Regions from separate parts of the Mus musculus genome. Here region 2 is linked to region 1. A link is a loop called in an ENCODE intact Hi-C map of the cell type or tissue named here. Cell type or tissue: gastrocnemius. All regions are shown on one strand. Links, peaks and the distances in the headings refer to the core of each region. The heading gives the core; the rest is flanking DNA.

The links. Hi-C counts contacts between places; a loop is a spot of excess contacts. Peaks named below come from ENCODE experiments on the same cell type or tissue, not always from the same donor. Only the 100,000 strongest peaks of a DNase experiment are listed, where the experiment ranks them.
Region 2: it touches region 1 in a loop (2.9-fold over the local background); 7 of 42 quality-filtered maps call a loop at or near these places.

The regions. Positions count from the first base shown.
Region 1 is chr9:102,348,493-102,363,549 of GRCm38, forward strand. Ephb1 (Eph receptor B1) reads right to left here and starts at 6,201. Exons shown (of 16, transcript NM_173447.3): 1 at 5,790-6,201. The coding sequence starts at 5,847. In gastrocnemius, for the core only: no CTCF peak of the experiment used is centred there; DNase peaks (open chromatin) are centred at 3,472, 3,804, 4,153, 4,479 and 2 more places; H3K4me3 peaks cover 2,130 bases; H3K27ac peaks cover 480 bases.
Region 2 is chr9:102,115,369-102,123,368 of GRCm38, forward strand. All of the region lies in intron 3 of Ephb1 (Eph receptor B1), which reads right to left. Among named protein-coding and RNA genes, the nearest start is that of Gm31233, 91 kb to the right of the region's middle. In gastrocnemius, for the core only: a CTCF peak has its summit at 4,246 (motif pointing right); DNase peaks (open chromatin) are centred at 172 and 4,250.

The sequences.
Region 1 (15,057 bases), core at 1-8,000:
CCTGGGGAAACATCTGCACTGGTGACAGAAAGAGGTGGGACCCAATTCTTTAGCGGGTGTGTCATCTGGTTGTACTTGTTACCAGCAGGGTTATTAGGGTGTGGTGAAGGTTGTCCCCTGATCTTCAGCGTGGGACATCTTTCCGGAGCTAACACTCCACCCACAATTGATAGAAAGTAAGAGGGCAGGCAGGTGAGGTCGACGCTTTGGGAGCTGAACACTATGGCGGAATGAAGCGTACCCTCGAGGGTGAGTGAACGCAAGGCAGCTTGATTAGCTCTGCCACGGGATTCGTGAGATGGCAGAGTGTGTCTGTTTCTCCAGAGAATATTAACTGAGGGGGGCATCCACCCTGAATGTGGGTGGCACTATGGGCTGAGGGCACTGACCTGAGGAGAGGATAAGGGAGGGGAGAGGAGGCGGCTAGCCCAGGACCAGAGTTCTCTCTCTCTGCTTTCTCTCTTCCTCCATCATGATATGGACCGCTCGCCAAGCCTCCCCCCTAAAGATGACTGAGTCCTCCCAAACCATGAGAAAAATAAATGTCCCCTGCTCTCAGTTGTCTGTGCCAGCTGCTCTTGGTCACTGCCTCACAGAAAGTAACACGGGACCCATTTGCTAGACTGGGGTGGAGATGAAACTCATTAAAGAGAGCAGAGACAAATGCATTTAACGTCACTGAGAGGCACCTGGCTCACAATTCTACGTGGTGCCAGTGGGGACCATGATATCATGTTGCCTGCACTGCCTACATACACCTAAACTTGCTACTAGTCAGAGGGCATTCCTACAGCATAGTCTGCCCCATAAGAGTGCTGGGCCAAGGCCCTTCTTGATGCTCACCAAGACTTCCTCCTCATTAGTCTAGGATGACTGGACATTGAATGCCTGAGAGGACATCTTCAACTACCTATGAGGATCCAGTGTAAGGATCCATGCACTAGTCCCAATCCCCCAGGGGTCGCCTTGCCCCTCACAGGACTTAATTTGTAATTATCCATCTGCCCACCACTTTAAGCCTAGAATACACCCAGCTCTGAGTTTCTGCTATTCTCTCTGCACGCTCCTCTCTCCCAGTCCGACTCAACACTGAGGAAACTGAGTCACGGGAAGGGGGCGTGTGATTGTGCATCTTAACTGACTCTCGAGCATTGAAAAGTAGATTCCCATACATCGAGGGTCCACCGACCATCCTATGGGTCTCCTTGGAATATTTGTCCATTATAGTTTAACCTTCAGAGAGTGGCCAAACCAGCATGGTGGTCTAAAAACATCCGGGATTTTTTTTGATGGTGTAGATGCCCTGAGTCAACCACTTAGGCAGTGTCCCCTTCCAGTGTGAGTGTGGTTGAACACTCCAACCCAGGGGCTCCACCTATAGCTGCAACCGAAATGGAATCTGCAGACAGAGCCGAGGCATTTCGCATGCAAAATTTTTCTTTTAAATATGAAATCTCTCCCAAGGCATTACTTTATTATTATAGTAATTTCCTCAGAAGGGCAGACATCCAATGTGCTGTTTCTCCACCATCTTCCGAGACAGGGAAATTTAATAGAAATATTCAGGTTCCTTAAGTGGCTAGGGCAGAAGAGAGAGAAATAGAGGGAGCTCCTCCAAGGAGCAGACTCCTGGAATCCAGGTGACAGGTATGCTCCAGACCCGTGGTGGCAGGTAAGGGCCTGAGCCATCTCCGTAGAGACGTTGGTCTTGGTGTGTCCAGGGGAGGGGCAGGAGAAAGAAATATAGGGGAGCTTTGTGGGCAGTGACTCTTTGTTGTCAGCATGGAGTCATTTCTCTTCTCCAAGACCATGGAGACCTGGAAGCCCGACTGGTGAGTGAGGACCCCAACAGCCACTAGCTGAGCTGGCACCAAGCTCTTTCCACCCGTGAATGGAGGCCAAACAGGTTCCACATAAAGCTTATGCTGGAGGCGGAAAGAGGAGGTGTAGGTAAGAACACAGGTCCTACATCCTGACTGCCTGTGTTCAAATTCTGGCTTGACCACTTTCCAGACAGGTGTCTTTATTAAATATTAAGTATGACTGGTGTGTCTCAGAATTCTTGCCTGAAAAACGGGACAGGGCTTGATAATAAAAATGTTGTAAAGACTGACGGAGGGGTGTGTGTGTGTGTGTGTGTGTGTGTGTGTGTGTGTGTGTGTGTCAGAATACTTCTCCCCAGCAGTTTCAAAATCTACTGACTCTAAGCTGCCTATTCCCTCAAATATCAAACACTTCGGTAAAACTGCAGACGCCCAATTCATTCCAACTTGGTCAGTGCAGACTGAAGTGAAACCTCCCCCAGATTTTGGACTGCAGTCTAATGCGGACCTATCCTCCTGACGGTGTTCCCAGGGGCATCGGGATCTTCTTAGGGAGCCTACAGAAAGTGAACTTGCTGAACTTGGAGCCAAGAGTTCACAGCAAGCTGCCCAGGCAAACACAGGCTTCCAGATATCTTAGAACCCTTGACCACAATGGCTGTCCCCTCTTTGGGGTTTCAAAATAGTCTCTCCCTCTTTCCCATGCAACAATAGCATGGCTTTCTTGAGTCTTCGTATTCCACAGAACTCTTTCAGACTATTTATAGTTTTTTTTTTCTCAACTTAAATATTACACAAGTGGCTCTTTAACTGTGGTCTGGTTCCAGCATCTAAGACTGGAATGGGAGGGCCCTAAATTCACTAGATAGTGAAGGTACTGAGGGTGGGAGGTGGATGATAGTCTCCAAGTGACAGAGCTAGAGATAAAAAAAAAAAAAGCCAGAGGCCATGGTCCGGCTTCGTGGAGAAGTGGGTGTCTATGGGGAGACCTTGTGTCCCAAAGCCCAGAGGACATCAACAGCTCTCACCATCTGTCTGGGTCCCCTCTGAAAACCAATCCAGAAAGCCCAGCAAAGCCTTTCCCCTGCACTGCTTGTGTTCTCCTAACACCTCACAGAGCAGACTGGCTGGAAAGGGAGACAGGCAGGAGGGAAGGGAGGAGATATGTTCTCTTTCAGTCTGGTTCCCCCATATAAAGACCAACCAGCTTCCGGTCAGATGACATGTCCCTCTACCCTCATTCTGTCCCTACCTCATTTAGACCAGGTAGTGTAGATCCCGGAACACACCCGCTGTTTCTCCCTCCCTCCCTCCCTCCCTCCCTCCTTTCTCTCTCTTTTACCTTCCTTCCTCCACCCAGACACAGGTCACATTAGGGACCTGACTTCCTTCACCCACATCTCCCCATCAGGACCACGAGTGACAGGCACTGTTCTTTTGTACCCGCCCCAGCTTAAACTGAGGACCTGCCTGAAATCCACCCACCCCAGAGATGCCAGGAAAAAGACAAGATGAACTGGCTGAAACCACGGAGGAGAACACTGCCTCCCCAGAGCTGAGTTTGGGGAGGGCCCTGCTGTCTGTGTAGGCGGCTCATTGATCCACTCCTCTGAGAATTATTCCGTGCTCATCACAAACCAAATGAGGCTGGCCCCAACCCAGCCAGGCAGGCGGGAAGGCGGCTCTGTGTGTTGAGAGGAGAAAATGAACCTGCCTGTTGTCATTCGAGAAAAAGGAGGGAGTGAATGGTGTGTTCTGCCCCTGCGCGCTGAGCAGGGGCAAGACTCTGCTTTAATATTCTGCTGAATGTGGTATTTCTTTTAACCCTTTCAGAGATTTTTTTTCAATCCCCAGAATAAGGCTTTCCTGCCTAGCAAGGGGTAAAGCTCCCAACCTGGACACTGAGAGACGGGCCACAGCTCCGAAGTAGACCCTGGCAGCAGGCCTAGGTGATACGGCCCATGCACACCAGACTGGGTACACAATGGCACCCATGAACAGCTCCGCCAGGAAGGCAAGGGACTAGTGGGGGGAGGGACGACAAGTGTTTCAGGAGGAATGTGTCCTGGCGCCTGATGTGTTCTGTTCCCTCGAATTTGCTCTGCAAACTAGTTTGCCTATATACACATTCCCTCCATCTATTGAGACTCAAAGCCGAGAGCGCACTTCCTAAAGTGTACATCTGAGACCGAATCCCTGACCCTTCGGAGGTGCAAAGAGAGGTAAACCGGACCAGCGCAGCCCCAAACTGAAGACTTGAAGCCACCCCAGCTCACAGTCCTGTAGGCCACTCCACCTTGCGACAGTTCTCAACCGGCTTTGTTGCGGGGTGATTTCTCTCCTTTTCTATTTCGACTGCTTCTGCACGTGTCTCCGGATGAATCAACCTCAAGCCTACGCTGGGGTGCTAGCCACACTCCATACCAGTCGAAACCCTGCACATTCCAAAAGTCACACACACACACACACACACACACACACACACACACACACACACACACACGAAGACCAGCAGCCTCGCAGGGCAGCAGGAGGTCAAGCGCAAACAAAAAGCCACCTTCAGGAAACAAGCGAGAGCTTTCTGTGCAGTAATTGCTGCTTCCTCGCTTACCCATCTCCACGGAGACTGAGCAGCGGTAGTCTTTGCCATGGCTAAGACATCTTCCCTGCTATGACCAAGAGGGGCACGGGTGTATGCCAGTGCTTACTGGAAGGGTTAGAGACGCTGGACCAATGTTGGTCTGGAGTTTCCACTGAACGAGTCCGTTTCACCTGGAACCTGCAATCCAGTGGAGCCAGCTCTCAAATGGGAACACAACAGGGGAAACAGAGAGCTGCGAACCTTCCACGAGGAATGTCCCTACGGGTGGAGTCCACCTGGCCAGAGACATCCATCGGGATGTGGGGCTTCCAGCAGGGGTGGCGTGGCGGCGGCGCCTCACCCCAGAGTTGCTCTGTTCGAGATAACTCTAACTGCTCCTTCTCTACTGAGATGCGTCCCTGGAGGTGGCGGCCGCCGCGGCTCCGCAGGGAAGGTTGGGGGCGGGGAAGGGGGCGGGAGGCGGGGAGGCGAGCAGGGATTTCCCACGGGATTCGCGGGAGCCCTGAGCGCCGGGGCTCCTGGGTGCGCCGGGTAAGGGGTCCGCTGAGCGGGTTTGGCTGGCCACCAGCGGGAGGCACAACCACGCTGAGCCAGCAGGGATGGTGTCTTGGCTCGTGGGCTCGCAGCCACGCAGTCTCTTCTAACTGCCGGATGAGTTTAAGCACCGCCAGCACTCACCCAAGCCCACCCCTGCTCCAAAGCTCAGAAGGCGAGAAAGGCGTCCGCCTCGCACTTGCTGTCCCTGGAAGATTGCAACCCGGCAGCTTCTAGGGCTGATTTCCCCCCCAGGGTGCGGTCAATGGATTTGGCCCCTCTCGTTTGGCAGTCACTTGCTGGGGTACTAGTAGGACCTTCTGTGATCCCCCAAGCAGCCTGCCTGCGGAGCCCAGAGTCCGGAAACCTCAGACTGCGAAAGGGAGACAGCAAGCTACCGCTCGCCAGCCAGCGCATCCAGGCCCGGGATAGAAAGAGCCGAAGGTGCCGACTCTAGGAGCCCAGTGGCCCGAGGTATCGCTTCCCAGACCAGCTTCGCCCAGAGCTAAGGAGCTTGCACCGCAATGCAGCGGGATCCAGGCTCTCTAAGCCGGAGATGTCCGGTGATCGTGCTGTCTGGGAGCACCAGAGCGCAGGAGCCGAAAGACTCTGCGTGCGAACGAACCTGCTGTGGGCGCCCAGGGTCGGCGCAGGGCATGCCTGTGGGTACCGCCCCATCCCGGTGCCCCATCTCTACCCAGGATCGGTGACATTCTCTCTCTCCAGCACCAGGATGCCCGGCCGAGCAGCCAAAGGAGCCCTGCAAAGCGCGCGGCACCCATGAACTGGCAGCCGGCAGCCACCAAGTTGCTCCGCGAAGGGTACGTTACCTTCCATCGCGGCCACTGCAGATGCCAGGAGGAAGAGCAGCAAGCAATCCAGGGCCATCGCCGGCCAGCGGCCCCCAGGCCGAGCCCCAGCGGAGACGCGCCGCGTCCCAGGGCGCCGCTGCGCTCCCGGCGGGTGGCTTCTCCGTGTCCTTTCGCGCTCTGGCCGGGACCGGACTCCCCGGAGCGCGGCGTGGGCGTGGGCGGGAGTGTGCGCGCGTGGGGCGGTGCGGGCGCGCGTGGATGTGGGTGTGCATGTGTGTGTGTGTGTTTATGGGAGAGGTGGGTGTGTGCGTGCGTGTGTGAGAGAGGGTGAGGGAGAGCGAGCCTGGGAGAGCGCGCGAGAGCGTGTGCGTCCTGGTGTCACATTGCGAGCTACAGCGGAGCCTACGGGAGGACAGAGCGGGCCAGACTGACGGGGGAGGGAGCGGGATCCCCCACCATCAGCTCTCTCTCCACCCCTAACACCTCCTGTCCAATCAAGGAATCAAACCTGCAAAATTCCCTCATCCAATCAGGCGCGAGCACCTCCTTACACTGGCATTGTTAGTTTAAGAAAAACTTTTGCTTGCAAGGCTGTGTGGGAGGGTTAGGAAGGCGCTAGGAGGTGATCGCGCTCCCTCTTGTGGTGATTTAGGAGAACTGCAGCCTCGCACGCTCGCTTTCCCCAAGCTGAAAAGGAGGGGCTCAGCCAAGAAGTCAACTGAGGTCCCTTATGCTTACAGACACCCCACAGCTACTCCTGACTATTCCTATGCAGAATGCCGCCACCCTATATCATTTTACTAATCAATTTTGTTTATTTTTGAGTCTTGTCTGATCTCGTTCACTCAGAATTCCTGGAACCTTAACAGTGTCTTATTCTTGGCATGCATCTGTGGAGTGAGTGAATATGGTTTCAAGACTTTATGGCCGGCTGCTCGGGGGTAGTTAGAACACCCTGTGGGCTTCCTATCATATCCTCAGCTGTATATCTCCAAAAGTCTCTTCCCAGGTGGATCTCTGAGCATCCACTGTAGGGCCTGCTGTCAGAAGACAGTCATAATGGGAAGACATGAAGAAACAGCCGAAAGTCTGACAACTTGTTGGGGTATGGGGAAGGGAGACATTGCTTTGAACCAGGCCTGGAGGTAGGTGGGAAGGACTGAGTTCTGCAACCACAGGAAAACCAGGCTCCAGAATAGAAGTGGTTTCCCACCATCAGCTCTGATGATAATGCCCCATTTTGCTGTCTGTTGATCAGGTCAGGCTGTTTCAGATCCGGCCCTGGCCTTGATGCTTGTCAGAAGCTGTGTGGCAGAAGGTCCTCACCTCCTCCCGCAAGGTTAGGGATGCTCCTGGAAGACTCATGTGGGAGGGGCTTCAGCCCCCTCCCCAAACCTTTTAAAGACATTAACATCTGGCAACTCTCCTTTGGGAATTTAGTTACATTGATTCCCCACCCTGGGTACTTACTCTGTCTTTCACAGACACTGCCTCCCTCTTCACCACCCCAGCCACACTCAGACCCCTGATTCTGACAGGTCTTTGTTTCCCAGACTTTGACACAGGCTGTTTGTGTCTTCCCCTACCATCCACCCATCCGGCCTCAGAACCTGAAAGGATGACGTCAGTGACCGCTGCTTAATCTTCCCTAATACTACCTCAGCTGCTCTTTGTCCCTCCACAGCACTGTGTCTTGAAGTCCCTTAAGTGAGGGATGCCCCTCTCTGACATGGGTGAGTACTGGGTCTTTTGCAGCTTTGGCAACACTCTCCACAGTCCAATTTCACTGCCTACCTGTCTTACTACTTCTTGCCCTTCCTCCTTCATCCCTCCAGCCTCTAAGAGAGGAATCCCCAAAGCTCTTACCTTGAAACCCCTCCCCCTCCCTGCACTGGTGACCAACTGCATCCATCCCTGTGGATGGATTATAGATAGATGATGGATGGAAAACAGACTGATGGATGGATGGATGGATGGATGGATGGATGGACAGACAAATGGATGGGTGGATGGACAGACAGATAGGTGAATGGACAGATGAATGGATGGATAAATGGGTGGATGGATGGATGGATGGATGGATGGATGGATGGATGGATGAATGATGACAAGCAGATGAATGGATGGGTGGGGTGGGTAGATGATCTCAGATGGATGTTGGGTGCATGCATGAGTGGTTTGTGGGCTCTTTCCTTCCCTCCACCCCACCAAGCACACCCAGCAAAACCCCCTCTCCTGCTTCCTCTTCTTTATGCCTTTGTCTCAGGTCTATCCATCTGTCTCAGCTCTGTGTCACCCCTCCTCCCTCTGGACAACTGAAGAATCTAACTGGCCACCCGGTTTCTGTCCTCTGTAACCCCGCTGAGTGCTGCCGCCAGCGTAATCTTTCCTAAGCTAATCTTGGTCTTATCTCTTCATAGTGTTTCAACCCAGCGGCTCCTCACTGTCTCCTGAAGAAAGACAGGCCACTCTGGCGAGGCCTCCAGATTCCAGGACAGGATTCCCAGAACTGTATTCTCATCCCAGTTTTTGCTAGGCGTTCTCTTGGCCTGCAACTCTTGGCTCCTCGGTGCCTCCGTATCCTACCTTAGCCCATCCCACATTCACCCACCTATTCAGGAAATGTTTACTGGGTGCACCAGGCACACCGTGGAGCAGACCGGGGACATGATGGACAGGAAACTTATCACATAGTAGAGTAATGACAATAAAAAAGTGGGCAATGGTGTGCTAGGCTGTCAAAGGCCTTGAGGACAACAGAACACGGAAGCTGCTGTGCTGGGCAGGACAGAAACAGCATTGGTTTGTTGAGCACCATGTATGGTGTTTACTTTCATAACCAAAATGAAGTTAGTTGAATTTCTTGCCTTCTCTTTCTACCCACATCCATCGAGGAGCTTTTTTTGCTGTCCCTCTGATCCATCTCTTCCAGCCACATCTCCGTGTGTGCTCTGTCGGTCTCCCTGATCTGGCTGCAGATAGAACTGGACACTATCCACCTGTGAAATGTCACACCTTGGAGGTCCCTTGGAGCACACCAAGTAGAGTACAGACATCCAAAAAGAACCCTGCTAGGTCTTTCAACCACCAGCTGAGCTCTCTGAAAACAGCAGTTTCCTGGTCTCACCCCTGCTGAGTGAGATCAGTAGGGAACTGGGAGAAGCAGACCCTTCAGTGTGGTCTGATAGCCCTGCCTCCCTTTACTTAGTGAAGCTTGGTCTAACTGTTTCAAATTGCTCCAGAGCTTCCTCTAGAGACAGCTTGGAGGTGATACACCATGCTAGACCCAGGCTCCCAATTTCATCTCTTCTGATTTGTTTCATGTGGTGCCTGCACTGGAAATGTCTTTCTATTAGAAGGAAAGAGTCTACATACTACCTGGAAGGAGGAAGGCAGAGACAGGTAATTGATGGCTGGATTGCCAGGGGTGGCAGTATCCACCCAAGGACTATGGCGACAGCCTCTGTGACTTCTAGAAGTTGCTGATGCTTTCAGGGAGAAGACCCTCAGTTGGGGGCTGCCTGCCTGTTAATTTTTCCTTATAACTGAAGAAACAGGCTTTTCCTGAACACGTTAATCAAATCACTGTTGTTGGGTTTTGGGGGGGGGAGACCTTGAGGTGGGGTGGGTTTTTGTTTGTGGGGGGAGGGTTGCTGCTTTGGTTTTTAGTTTTTAGGTTTTTGCTGTGCTGTTTTGTTTTGTCCTGTGGAATGTACTGATCTTTCTCATGCAGTGAGTTGTACCCCAAATACCCTAAACAGCATGGCTGGTGCAAGCCAACAAGCCTGAGGACATGTCATACCCCACCACCACACCTTCCTTTGCTATGTTTCCCTTCTCTGATGTCAAATGCTCAGTTGTTCTCTTGATTAATCACTGAGCTATTTGATATCACTAAATCACGCCTGCAGAGTGACAGATGTGCACTACCAAGGCCAGCAGCCGAGGGCTTGCAGACACCCAAGCAGGGACCGAACCCTTTCCGGGAGACTCCGAGGCCCTTCTGGCTGAAAGGCTTGGAGGAAGCCCACCAGTTCACTACTTACAAGGAATCAATTTGAGGTCTCGTGGTTGTAAAGTGTTGCTGGTGAAAACAATTGCAACATTTTCATCTCAAGGTTACCTGGTTAGAAAGTTCTCCATCTGCCCCCAACTTACACACTTTTTTTATTATATACACAACCTGTGTCTTCATTCTACCTGTTAGCTTACAACCTGGAGAGAGACCGCTCGCTTGGGTGCTTGTATGTGAGAATTTCCTTTTAAAATATATTCTCCTCATAAAGCAATGCTTTTGTTACCTACTTTGTGACTTTGCAGAGTCTTAAGCTGTAAGACATATTCTTCATTAATTCTTCTCTGAGACGTATGTGGACTCTTTTAAGATTCGTTTGAGTGCATGGTAGTCAATGAGATACTTCTGCTACTTCTTTGTTCTTTCTGCATTCACTCAGCAGCAGTTTTTGCTGCTTCTTGTAGAGTTCTGGGGAGAGCCTGTGATGTCTGTAATCTAGTCTCTTTCTGTAGGATTACTACCATCGGCCATCTTCCTAGACACAGAGGTAAAGAGCCAAAGTGCATCCTCATTCTTGCTCTCCACAGTGGCCCCTGGACAGGGGCTTTCAAGGAGCTGCTGCTTCTGTCTCGGGCAAATTTCCTAGCAGATGCAGATGCAGATGAGGGTTTACATAACAAGGTAGCAAATACTGACAGGCAACCTCATTGCCAGGGTATGAAAGGAACTGACAACACTTTCAAGGTAGATGAAGTAGGATGGAGGAAAGAAATGATCAACCACACGTATGCCATATGCTAAACTCTCTTCCTTAAAAGCCAGGTTTTAAGGGTGTGTGTGTGTGTGTGTGTGTGTGTGTGTGTGTGTGTGTTCTTCGAGAATCTCATGCAATGTGTTTTGATCATTATGATTCCTCCCCTAATTCTTTCCAGACCTAATATCCCCTTCCCCACCCACCCAACTTTGTGTCTATTTATTTATTTATTTATTTATTTATTATTTTCTTTAAACCATCAATCAATTTGTTACTTTTTAACACATCAAGTTCAATGTGTGCTACCCATAGAATCTCATAGATGTGACCTTCAAATGGAACATAGTCGACTAATCAAGGGCTACAGGCTCCTAGGGAACTGGCTCCCCTCCTCTGAGCAGCTGTTAAATTGTCAATAACTCTGCAGTTGCAGGTGAAACTTTGTGCTCACCTCCCTTCCCCATCCTCGGATTTTGGTCTGGCATGCACATGCGCAGGTCTTGAGCGGGTTATCATAACTCCCGTGATTCCATGTGTGCAGCTGCTTTGTTGTGTCCAGAAGACATTGCTTTCTTCTGGTCATCCTCCAACCCACTGGTGTAGTGGTGTTGCAAGCATCATGGGTGTAACCAACAACTCTCCTATGGAACCCATGCTCGGCACTATTATCCAGTGAAGAACCTCTAACTAGACAGGTCATAAGCCCTACGAGAGAACCTATGACCATTAATTTCATAATGGACATAGTACTTAAACTTACTCCTCATAACGTTGTTACAGCCATAGATTAACACCAAGTATCGTCTTATTCCAAGGAAGAAGCATAAAAACAAGAGAGACAAGTGGTCAGGTAGACTAGCTCAGGAAGCCACAGCTCATTTCAGAACTGAAGAACAGTCAACTGACTGGAGAGGACACAGTAGTGATGTCTGTGAATCTTATTAACTGGCTTTCATCCTGTGACAGGTTAGGTCAGAGGACCAGAGAGGTGGGATGGTGGGTGGAGGAGGCTCAATAGAGCATACTCCTCTCTGCGAAGTAGCCGACACATGAATACAGCTGGACCTCCAACCCTATGCCTACATCAAGCAAGTACGAAGACAAACCAAGGATTAAAGGTCACCTGCTCACAAAATCCATTCCAAAGGAGTGAGTCTGTCCTCAAAGATAGGGAAAGGGATGAGGATGGCCCAAGAAAGGATGAGAACACAAGAGCAGAGCCTTACAACCCGAGTGAGGGACATCCACTGAGACAGATGCTTTATGAACTTCCAGGGGACATAACACTCCGAAGGCATAAGCTCCAAAGGCAAGAGAACAACATGAACAAGAAAGGCAACAGAACCAGCGAGGGAGCTCCTCTAATCAGGAAACAAATCAAGCGATAGAGAAGGGTTTTATCTATCTATCTACCTATCTATCTATTTATTTAAGATATTTTCTTTATTTACATTTCAAGTGTTATCCCCTTTCCTGGTTCCCCCTCTGAAAATCCCCTATCCCCTCCCCACTCTGCCCCACCCACTCCTGCTTCCCGGCCCTGGCATTCCCCTACACTGGGGCATAGAGCCTTCACAGGACCAATGGCCTCTCTTCCCATTCATGGATGACAAGGCTATCCTCTGCTACATATGCAGCTAGAGCCAAGAGTCCCACCCTGTGTTTTCTTTGATTGGTGGTTTAGTCCCTGGGAGCTCTGGGGGATACTGGTTGGTTGATATTGTTGTTCCTCCTATGGGGCTGCAAACCCCTTCAGCTCCTTGGATCCTTTTTCTAGCTCCTCCATTGGGGACCCTGTGCTCAGTCCAATGGTTGAGCCTCCCAGGAGACAACTATAACAGGCTTCTGTCAGCAAGCACTTTTGGCATCCCCAATAGTGTCTGGGTTTGATGACTGTATATAGAATGGATCCCCAGTCTCTGGATAGTCATACCTTCAGTCTCTGCTCCACACTTTGTCTCTGTAACTCTTTCCATGGGTAATTTGTTCCCCCTTTGAAGAAGGACCAAAGTATCCACACTATGGTCTTCCTAATTCTTGAGTTTCATGTGGTTTGTGAATTGTATCTAGGGTATTCCAAGCTTCTGGGCTAATATCCACTTATCAGTGAGTGCATACCATGTGTGTTCTTTTGTGACTATGTTACTTCACTCAGGATGATATTTTCAAGTTTCATCCATTTGCCTAAGAATTTCATGAATTCATTGTTTTTTAATAGCTGAGTAGTACTCCATTGTGTAAATACCACATTTTTCTGTATCCATTCCTCTGTTGAGGGACATCTGAGTTCTTTCCAGCTTCTGGCTATTATAAATAAGGCTGCTATGAACATAGTGAAGCCTTATTACATCTTCTGGGCATATGCCCAGGAGTGGTATTGCTGGGTCTAATTTTCTGAGGAACTGCCAAACTGATTTCCAGAGTGGTTGTACCAGCTTGCAATCCCACCAGCCATGGAGGAGTGTTTCTCTTTCTCCACATCCTCACCAGCATCTGCTGAGTTTTTTATCTTAGCCATTCTGACTGGTGTGAGGTGGAATCTCAGGGCTGTTTTGATTTGCATTTCCCTGATGACTAAGGATGTTGAGCATTTCTTTAGGTGCTTCTCAGCCATTGGTATTCCTCAGTTGAGAATTCTTTGTTAGCTCTGTACCCCATTTTTAATCGGGTTATTTGGTTCTCTGGAGTCTAATTTCTTGAATTATTTGTATATATTTGATATTAGCCCTCTATCAGATGTAACAAGCCTACATCCGATTTGTTTGAGTTAATTTTATATCCAGCTACTTTGCTGAAGTTGTTTATCAGCTGTAGAAATTCTCTGATAGAATTTTTGATGTCACTTAAGTATACTATAATATAATCTGCAAATAGTGATATTTTGCCTTCTTACTTTCCATTTTTCATCCCTTTGATCTCCTTTGTTGTCTAATTGCTCTGGATAGGCTTCGAGTACTTTATTGAATAGATAGGGAGAAAGTGGCAGCCTTGTCTAGTCCCTGATTTTAGTGGGATTGCTTCCAGTTTCTCTCCATTTAGTTTGATGTTGGCTACTGGTTTGCTGTATATGGCTTTTGCTATGTTTAGGTATGGGCCTTTAATTCCTGATCTTTCCAAGACTTTTATCATAAATGGGTGTTGGATTTTGTCAAATGTTTTCTCAGCATCTAATGAATTGATCATATGGTTTTTGTCTTTGAGTTTGTTTATATATTGGATTACATTGATGGATTTCTGTATATTGGACCATTCCTGCATCCCTGGGATGAAGCCTACTTTATCATCATGGATAATCATTTTGATGTGTTCTTGAATTCGGTTTGTGAAAATTTTGTTGAGTATTTTTAAATTGATTCTATTTGTTGGTTTGTTTTTTTGTTTTTTTGTTTTTTGTTTTTGTTTTTTTTTTTGGTTTAGGTATCAGAGTAACTGTGGATTCATAGAACAAATTGGGTAGAGTATCTTCTGTTTCTATTTTGTGGAATAGTTTGAGGAGTATAGGTATTAGGTCTTCTTTGAAGGCCTGATAGAACTCTGCACTAAACCCATCTGGTCCTGGGCTTTTTTTTTGGTTGGGAGACTATCAAGGACTGTTTCTATTTCTTTAAGGGATATGAGACTGTTTAGATAGTTTATCTGATACTTATTTAACTTTGGTACCTGGTATCTGTCTAGAAAATTGTCCATTTCATCCAGATTTTCCAGTTTTGTTGAGTATAGGTTTTTGTAGTAGGATCTGATGATTTTTTTGGATTTCCTCAGTTTCTGTTGTTATGCCTCCCTTTTCATTTCTGATTTTGTTAATTAGAATACTGTCTCTGTGCCCTCTAGTTAGTCTGGCTAAGGGTTTATCTATTTTGTTGATTTTTCTCAAAGAACCAGCTCCTGGTTTGGTTGATTCTTTGTATAGTTCTTTCTGCCATCTACTCCTCTTGGGTGTATTTGCTTCTTTTTGTTCTAGAGCTTTCAGATGTGTTGTCAAGCCACTAGTATATGCTCTCTCGAGTTTCTTTTTGGAGGCACTCAGAGCTATGAGTTTTCCTCTCAGAACTGCTTTCATTGTGTCCCATAAGTTTTGGTATGTTGTGACTTCATTTTTATTAAATTCTAAAAAGTCTTTAAGTTTTTTTCTTTATTTCTTCCTTGACCAAGTTATCATTGAGTAGAGTGTTGTTTAGCTTCCACGTGTATGTGGGTTTTCTATTGTTTATGTTGTTATTGAAGACCAGCCTTAGTCCATGGTGATCTGATAGGATGCATGGGATTATTTCAATCTTTTTGTATCCGCTGAGGCCTGTTTTGTGACCGACTATATGGTCAATTTTGGAGAAGGTACCATGAGGTGCTGAGAAGAAGGTATATTCTTTTGCTTTAGGATGAAATGGTCTATAAATATCTGTTAAATCCATTTGGTTCATAACTTCTGTTAGTTTCACCGTGTCTCTGCTTACTTTCTGTTTCCATGATCTGTTCACTGCTGAGAGTGTTGAAGTCTCCCACTATTATTGTATGTGGTA
Region 2 (8,000 bases), core at 1-8,000, 230 kb before region 1:
TGCTCAGTGCCGGAAGCAGTTAATGGGTCAGCCGGTCCTCCAAAAGCTCTGAATCCTCAATGGCTCTTGCTGGCTGTGCAGTTTGACGCTTTTCCAATTAGCAAGAAGATTTGCCGATGCCAGTGGACCTTTAATAGGTTCACCGGAATGGGTCCACTGATAAGCCGGGCCTGTGACTGTGACACCAGGAAGCTTAAGCACCTGTCTGCCAAGGCGCTGATTCGGGCTCTTTGTCAACGGCTCAATGTGGAATGACAGGATCTCACCTTCTGTCTCCCCAGCTGCCATCTGCAAAGGTCACTTGCTCTAATTTGCCTGGCATTCCTCCTCTCTTGACCCTTCTCAAAACTGTCACTTCACTTATTCCTGCCCCAACTCCATCAAGGCTTTTTTTTTTTTTTTTTTTTTTTTTTTTTGCGTTCACTGGGCTGTTGTGTACTGTTCCACCCTAAGATGGGTTCAGTGTGGCTTCAGAAATAAAGGTCAACAGATTTCCACAAAGGAGGGGAGAGGAAATTAGAAGCCTTGGGGGACCTGGCTATACCCTATCCTGCCACCAATCGGTATGCCTTTCTATTTCCTGGTTCAGCCACCTTCATTATCTTGAGCTTAAAGCCATAGAATATGGGTAATGGTTAATGCCCATAGGCAAGAGAGTTGGGTAATACAAGTAGACAGAACATAACCAACTCTTTCTCCATTTAAAATGAGGGACACATGGCTTCCTAAGTGTTTTAACCTCACTGCCATGCATTGGAGAACAGTCTTACATGACCTGTCAGTAGCCCGTGGACTCAGAGTGACAGTCTCCATGTTAGAGGAGAATAAAAGATAGTTTGAGGTCCTCAAACTTTGGGGACTCGTGGTGTTCTGAAAGGCTTGTTGAGGCACGGAATGTTGGGTCTACACCAAAGGTCCATATTCAGAAGGTCTAGCCTGGTGTCAGGACATCAGCACTCCTCACCTAGATTATGAGTGCCTTAGAACAGAAAGCAAGACCTCACCAGATGATAGACACCAGGAGGCAGACCAGGAGCTACAGACCTCTGATAGCAGATCCTAGGATCTGAACCTGTAAGCAAGATGACCTCGATTTTTATAGACAGAAGGACAATCTGACATCCAACTCGTTAAATATGCACCAAGCAAGCCCCACCTGCTCAGGCACAGCCTGGTTTATGAAGACACAAACTAGAGGAAGAAGCTGCCTTTAAGGAGCACGTAAAGCAGCTGGAGATGAAGCACCCACAACATTGTGATATATAACGACAATGAAGTACCAAAGATGGGCGGTTTAGCCAGAACGGCACCTGTTCATGCAGGAGTAGGCCAGTAGCACTCAAACACTTTTAGTTTCATGGCTACTTTTGACTCTTGAAAATTTGGAGGACTCTAATAGTTGACATATCACATAGAAACACAGAGAGAGAGAGAGAGAGAGAGAGAGAGAGAGAGAGCTTTAATGAGCATAATTTTGTCTTTAGAAGCAAGTGTGTAGTATGCTATACCTGTATCAACAGAAGGCACCTGGATCCCCATCACTTCTGCCCTCAAGCTGACCATGTATAAACTACATGACTGAGTTATCTGAAGAAAAGGTCACCTCACAGATGTGCAGGTAGCAAACAGAAAGGCAGCCTCCTCAGATCACCCTGGCTCTTCTTCAATGTCGCTACAACACTTGGTGAGTTAAGATGAAATAGGGGTCTTAAGCCCAACCAAATAAACTTTTACGTTGATATATTTCTAACACCATCCATCCATTTGGAACTTTGATGGAATTTTCACTCCTGTTTGATTTGGTCACAATATATATAAATCATTTCATAAATAACCCTGAGTTATGCAGATCTTTCTAAGCCCAGAGCAGTAGGGAGCAGAGACAGGAGGCTCACTGGGGCTTGATGTCATCAGGATAGCTTAGAGTTCAGTGAGAAATCCTGTCTCAGAGGAATAATTGGAGAAAGATAGAGTTAGACACCTGACATCCTCCTCTGGCCTCCACACATGCATGTACAGGCATAGATACACACACACACACACACACACACACACACAGGGAGAGAGAGAGAGAGAGAGAAACAAAGACACTCACAGAGACACACAGAGAGACAGAAAGAGACACATACAAAGACACACAAAGACACTCACACACACACTTAAACACAGAGATACATACAAAGAGAGATACCCACTGAGAGAGGCACGCACAGACATACACAGACACATACACAGACACACAGACACACAAAAACTCAAAAACACATACACAAAGGCAAACACAGACATGAAAACATATACATAGACACAGACAGACAGACCGACACACACACACACACACACACAAAGAGACATATTGGCCTTGCACCTCAAGTGTTCAGCTTAAGGCAGCCCAGACACTCCAATATGCAGCAGAGGCCCTCATCAGCATTCAGCACTTTATCATGCAGATAATTAAAAGGCTTCAGGATGTGGATTTCATAAAAATCACCAACTTTGGGCAGTTCATTAAAGAAATTCTTAAGTGATTGTGCCTTTTATTTTATGTTATTTTATTTGATTTAGCAAGAAGCAGAGGACATGGTGACCGCCAGGATACTTTGATGTCACTGGAGACTGGGTCCCTGTCAGTCACGGCAAGCTTTCTCTTGCTGCCTTCTGCATCATCCACAAAGATATGAGCACAGAGGGATCAGCAAAGGGCATCTCCAAGTGTCCTTAGGACCTCCTGGAAGGCTCTCCAGCGCTTCCATGGAGCTGTCCTTCATAGCCACTGTGCTATAGGAGCACTACATTCTCAGGCAGCTCCCGAACAACCACTTAGCTTGTTTAATGCCTCCAAATATTAAAAGCACAAAGGTCAGAGTGGGGGAGAAAAAATACATTTAGGGAAAACCCATTTCTGTATTGTAATGCATGAGCTAAGAATATCATCGAATTAAACAGGGAGCTTAATTTAGCTTAAATGGCATCACTTTAAAAACAGCCAAATGTGTTCAGACATTACAGACCTAATTAATATGTTTTCTAGTAATAATCAGTACCATTTATCAAACATTCACGAAGGGCTAGGCATTGTGCAGAAGACCTTTGCCTACATTATCTTGTTTGATCTTTTCAACAACTCCAGGAAACAAGCACAATTACCTGGATTTCCAAAGACTCGGAGGCGGAGGGAGGGAGGGAGGAAAGCGGCCCATGCTAATCAAGAGGGATACAGAAGCAGATCTCAGATTGGAACCTTGGTACATACCCAATCTGCATGTGTGTGCAGATGCGTGTGTGTGTGTGTGTGTGTGTGTGTGTGTGTGTGTGTGTGTGTGTGTGTGTGTGAGAGAGAGAGAGAGAGAGAGAGAGAGAGAGAGAATGCATGTGCAGCTGAGTGTGCATATGTGCAAATGTGTGCATATCTGTTGAGGCCAGAGGGAGACTTATGGTGGCATTCATCAGCTCCAGCAATTTCAATGAGAATTCCCCCACCCATAGGCTCATATATTTGAATACTCATTCTGCAGTTGGTAGAACTGTTTAGGGAGGATTAGGGGGTGTGGCCTATGGGAAGAGGCTTTGAGATTCTAAAAGCCCATAGTTCTCTCTTTCTCTCTGTCACTGTTCTCTCTGTTCTCTCTCTCTCTCTCTCTCTCTCTCTCTCTCTCTCTCTCTCTCTCTCTCTCTCTGTGTGTGTGTGTGTGTGTGTGTGTGTGTGTGTGTGTGTGTGTGTGTGTGCTTAATCAGATATAAACTCTCAGGTCTACTCCAGTGCCATGTCTGCATATCCCTGCTTGCTGCCATGCTCCCAACATGAAGATTGTGGGCTCCCTGCTCCCCTCTGGAATCATGAGCCCCCAAATCAAGCGCTTCTTTTATAAGTTGCCTAGGTTATGCCTGCCTGCTTGCCTGCTGCCATGCTCCCCACCATGATGGTCATGGATTCATCCGCTGAAATTACAAGCAAGCCCCCAATTAAATTTTTTTTCTTATAAGTGTTTTTGGCCATGGTGTCTCTTCAAAGCCATACATTTGTAGTTTGGTTTCTATCTCTGTGATAAAACACCATAACCAAAACTAACTCAGAGAAGAAACTGTTTATTGCAGCTTCCTGTTGGTAGTCCATTCCAAATGGAAAGCTGAGCAGGAACTCAAGGCAGGAACCTGGAGGTAGGAGGTGAAGCAGAAGCCGTGGAGGGGTGCTATTACTGGTGTGATGTTTTGGGCTTGCTGCGTTTCCTTTTTGCACACCTCTGGACCACCTGCAGGGGGCGGCACTGCAGCTTGCCTACAGGCCAATTTGAAGTGTCATTTTTTTTCATCTAAGGTTCCCTCTTCTCTGATGATTCCAGCATGTGTCAAGTGGAATAAACTAACCAGCACACCATCACTCATGTTTCTCTCTTGAGAGAGTCTCACTTTTTCACAGAGGACTTCCAAGTAGGACTGGCTGGCTGGCCAGCAAGCCCTAGGGCTCTGCTTGTTCCCACCTCCGCAGCTCAGGGACTGCGTATACACCACTGTGAAGGACTTTCTTCACATAGGGAGGTTCTACAGATTGAATTCAGGTCCTGATTCAGGCATTTTACCAACTGGCTACCTCCATGGTCCTGGAACTGTGCTCTTGACTCTACCCTGCTGCACACCGAGCCCTGCTCAGCCCACCATTCATACTGAGATAGCTCTGTGTGCCAAGACTCGAGACTGTCCTTATCCACGGGGATTGGTTACTTAGTGGATGCAGGTAATGCTGCTTGTCTCCAGGAAAGCACAGCTTGGTCACACTTGCACACCATTCAGGAGATGTTCCATCTTCCTTTTATTTGTCACATTGATGATGGTGACAACAGACTCTCCACAAACCATTCTGCTGGTGACATAAATAGAAATTCCTGCCCCTTGACATTCTGGGGAGCTACAATAAACAGGTGGATCTCTCTCTCTTTCTCTCTCTCTCTCCTTTCTCTCCTCTCTCCTCTCTTTTCCTTCCTCCCTCCCTCCTTCCCACCCCATCCCTCCTCCCCCCTCCTCCCTTCTTCTAGTCATTTGAAAGTGAGACAAGTTCCATTATAATTAGAATTCGTTTCTTTATGAATTCACTGCTTGGACATGCATTATACAAACTCCACCTGTCAATCAGTTACTATGCTACTTGCTCTCATGAGCCCACCCTTGATAGTTAAACCATGGCTGAGTGAAGCTCAGAAGACAGGGGTGGTGTGGGAATCACTAAGAAGCCACCATGGCCTGACCTGCAACCTCTACCACACCATCTGCTTTTCCAACCAGCCTCGGGGAATAGGTACACCTGCCTCTTCCCGCTTCTTCATTCTCAAATGCTAGCTCAACAAAGGACTTGTGGAGCAGTCTAAGGCACGATATTCTTGCTAGCATGAAGACATGATCCAGCCAGAGGACGATAAAGTCATATGAATACAAAAGACTTCCATTAAAAGAAGCCAGGCAAAGAATGTCTGTGCAGAATGAAGCTGGAACAGGACCTTCTATGGGAGAAGGAAGGGGCAATCGAAAGAAGGAGTCCTCAGGTCGTCCACAAAGCAGACACAGAGAGGTGTGCCTCCCCAGAGAGGGTGATTAGGGAGGGCTCCCATAGGAGGGGCAAATCAGGAGATGGTGAGTGACAGCCTAGGGAGGAAGGAGAGCTAAAGAGGGTGGGTCTTCAGGCAAGCCTCAGCCCCAGAGGCACCATGCATCCTGAGGGAGGAGTCTTAGTCTCAGAGAGGACACCGGCTCTGTGGAGAGCCCTACTCTAGTCTCAGTTTACTTTTTTTTTTTAAACAGCTATTTTTTTATTAGATATTTTCTTTATTTACATTTCAAATGTTATCCTGAAAGTTCCCTATACCCTCCACCCCCACCCTTTTCCCCTAACCCACCCACTCCCACTTCTTGGCCCTGGCGTTCCCCTGTACTGGGGCACACAAAGTTTGCAAGACCAAGGGCCTCTCTTCCCAATGATAGCTGACTAGGCCATCTTCTGCTACATATGCAGCTAGAGACACGAGCTCTGGGGGTACTGGTTAGTTCATAGAACTAAAGGAAGCAAATTCACCCAAGAGGAGTAGACGGCAGGCAATAATCAAACTCAGGGCTGAAATCAACCAAGTAAAAACAAAAAGAACTATTCAAAGAATCAACCGAACCAGGAGCTGTTTTTTTTTTTTTTTTTTAGAAAACCAACAAGATAGATAAACCCTTAGCCAGACTAACTAGAGGGCACAGGGACAGTATCGTAATTAACAAAATTAGAAATGAAAAAGGAGACATAACAACAGATCCTGAGGAAATCCAAAACATCATCAGATCCTACTACAAAAGGCTATACTCAGCAACTTCCTAGACAGATACCAGGTATCAAAGTTAAATCAGGATCAGATTAATGATCTAAACAGTCCCATTTCCCCTAAAGAAATAGAAGCAGTCATCAATAGTCTCCCAACCAAAAAAAGCTCGGCTTACTCTTATGTACTAACTTGCAAGAGTCAAGAGAGAAAATTACCAAACTCTAATTAGGGTCTCAAATATTCCGTACTCCCTTTAGTATAAATAGAGGACAGGGTCAAGGGTATGTCATCCTGCAAGTGGGCAGTGGGCTTTTACAAATGTAATGCAGAAGTCGAGCATTTGCTTGCTGTGCGAAGCTGTCCAAACAAGTAAAGAAGAAACCCTGGGACATGGATCACGAGGCTTCTTTCCATCATTTGGGAGATGCGCTAGCTACTTGGGTGAACCAGAAAAAAATAAGGGGACAGCTTGCCCACTTAGGTGCAAGTGTCTTGCTCTGGAGTAAACAAGCACCCTAGAAAGGCAAACTCAGCAATGCAGCTCAGAGAACAAGACCTGAACCAGCACAGCAAGAAAGAAGCCATCAGCAGAGATGTGGGACTTCCCTAGCAAACACACAGGACATCTAGCCTAATGGAAATTTTAGACAAACCATCAAGAACCCTTTTTTTTTTTTAATGTGTGCTCTAAATATTGCATGGGAGACACACAAAAAATGTATTTCTTGTGTGAAATCCACTTGGCACTTACCTGGTTTGACTGCACCCCCAAATTCCGGGAGCTTAATCTCTAATGCAAGTGTTCCAGAGTAGCTTGAAGGGAGATGGTTCAGCCTTGGAGGACTCTATCCTCCGGATCAGATTTAGGGTGTTATTGTGGGAGCTAGAGTTTTTAAAAGGGAATCCTTGTCTCTCCCTCTCCTCCCACCCCCATCCCATGTAAGTCACTAAACACAGCAAGACGGCTTTAGCCAAACATAGCTACACCCTCTATCCAAGATGTCCCAGCTTCTAGATCTCCGAGCCAATACATTTTCTATTCATTTATAGCTGATCCAGTCTCTGCTATTCTGTTAGGGCAACCTGAAACAGACGGAGACAGGGACAGACATACTCCCAAATGTCAATATAACTGGACATCCCAGATCTGATCTGAAAAGCTCTCCTTGCCATCTCAAATCTGTTGCTTCGGGTGTTTGGCTTCTTGACTTCAGACCTTGACAGTCCCGATCCCTCCTCATCCTCTTCCTAGAGAATGCTCAGGGGCAGTGGGGGAGGGTAACATGGGCTTCTTTATAAAGAGTCAGGAGGGATGTTTGCATCTGAGGAAATAACTTCAGTGAAGGCCCTCAGCCCCTCCCACATCTCTGCACTGTCCATACAAAACATACCAGCACTTCAAACCCCTGAGTGTGTAACCCACCTCCCCTCCCCTGCCTCACTTATTTACTTAAACCTCAGAAGCCCCAGGAAGGGGCCTCAGGCAGTGGAACCCATCTCTTAGCAGCAGCCTTTTTTTTTTTTGTCACAAAAGAAAATCCCCTCTGAAAGTATTCATTAAGTAAAGTCCTAGCTGAGCCTTTCCTAAGGGGCTCTGGCATTCTGCAGCTGGCCACTGCTAATCCCCATCAAATTCCAATGCTGTAGGAAGAGGAAGGAATTATAGATGTAAAATTGTTATCACGAGGATTCAGGCGGATTTCTCCT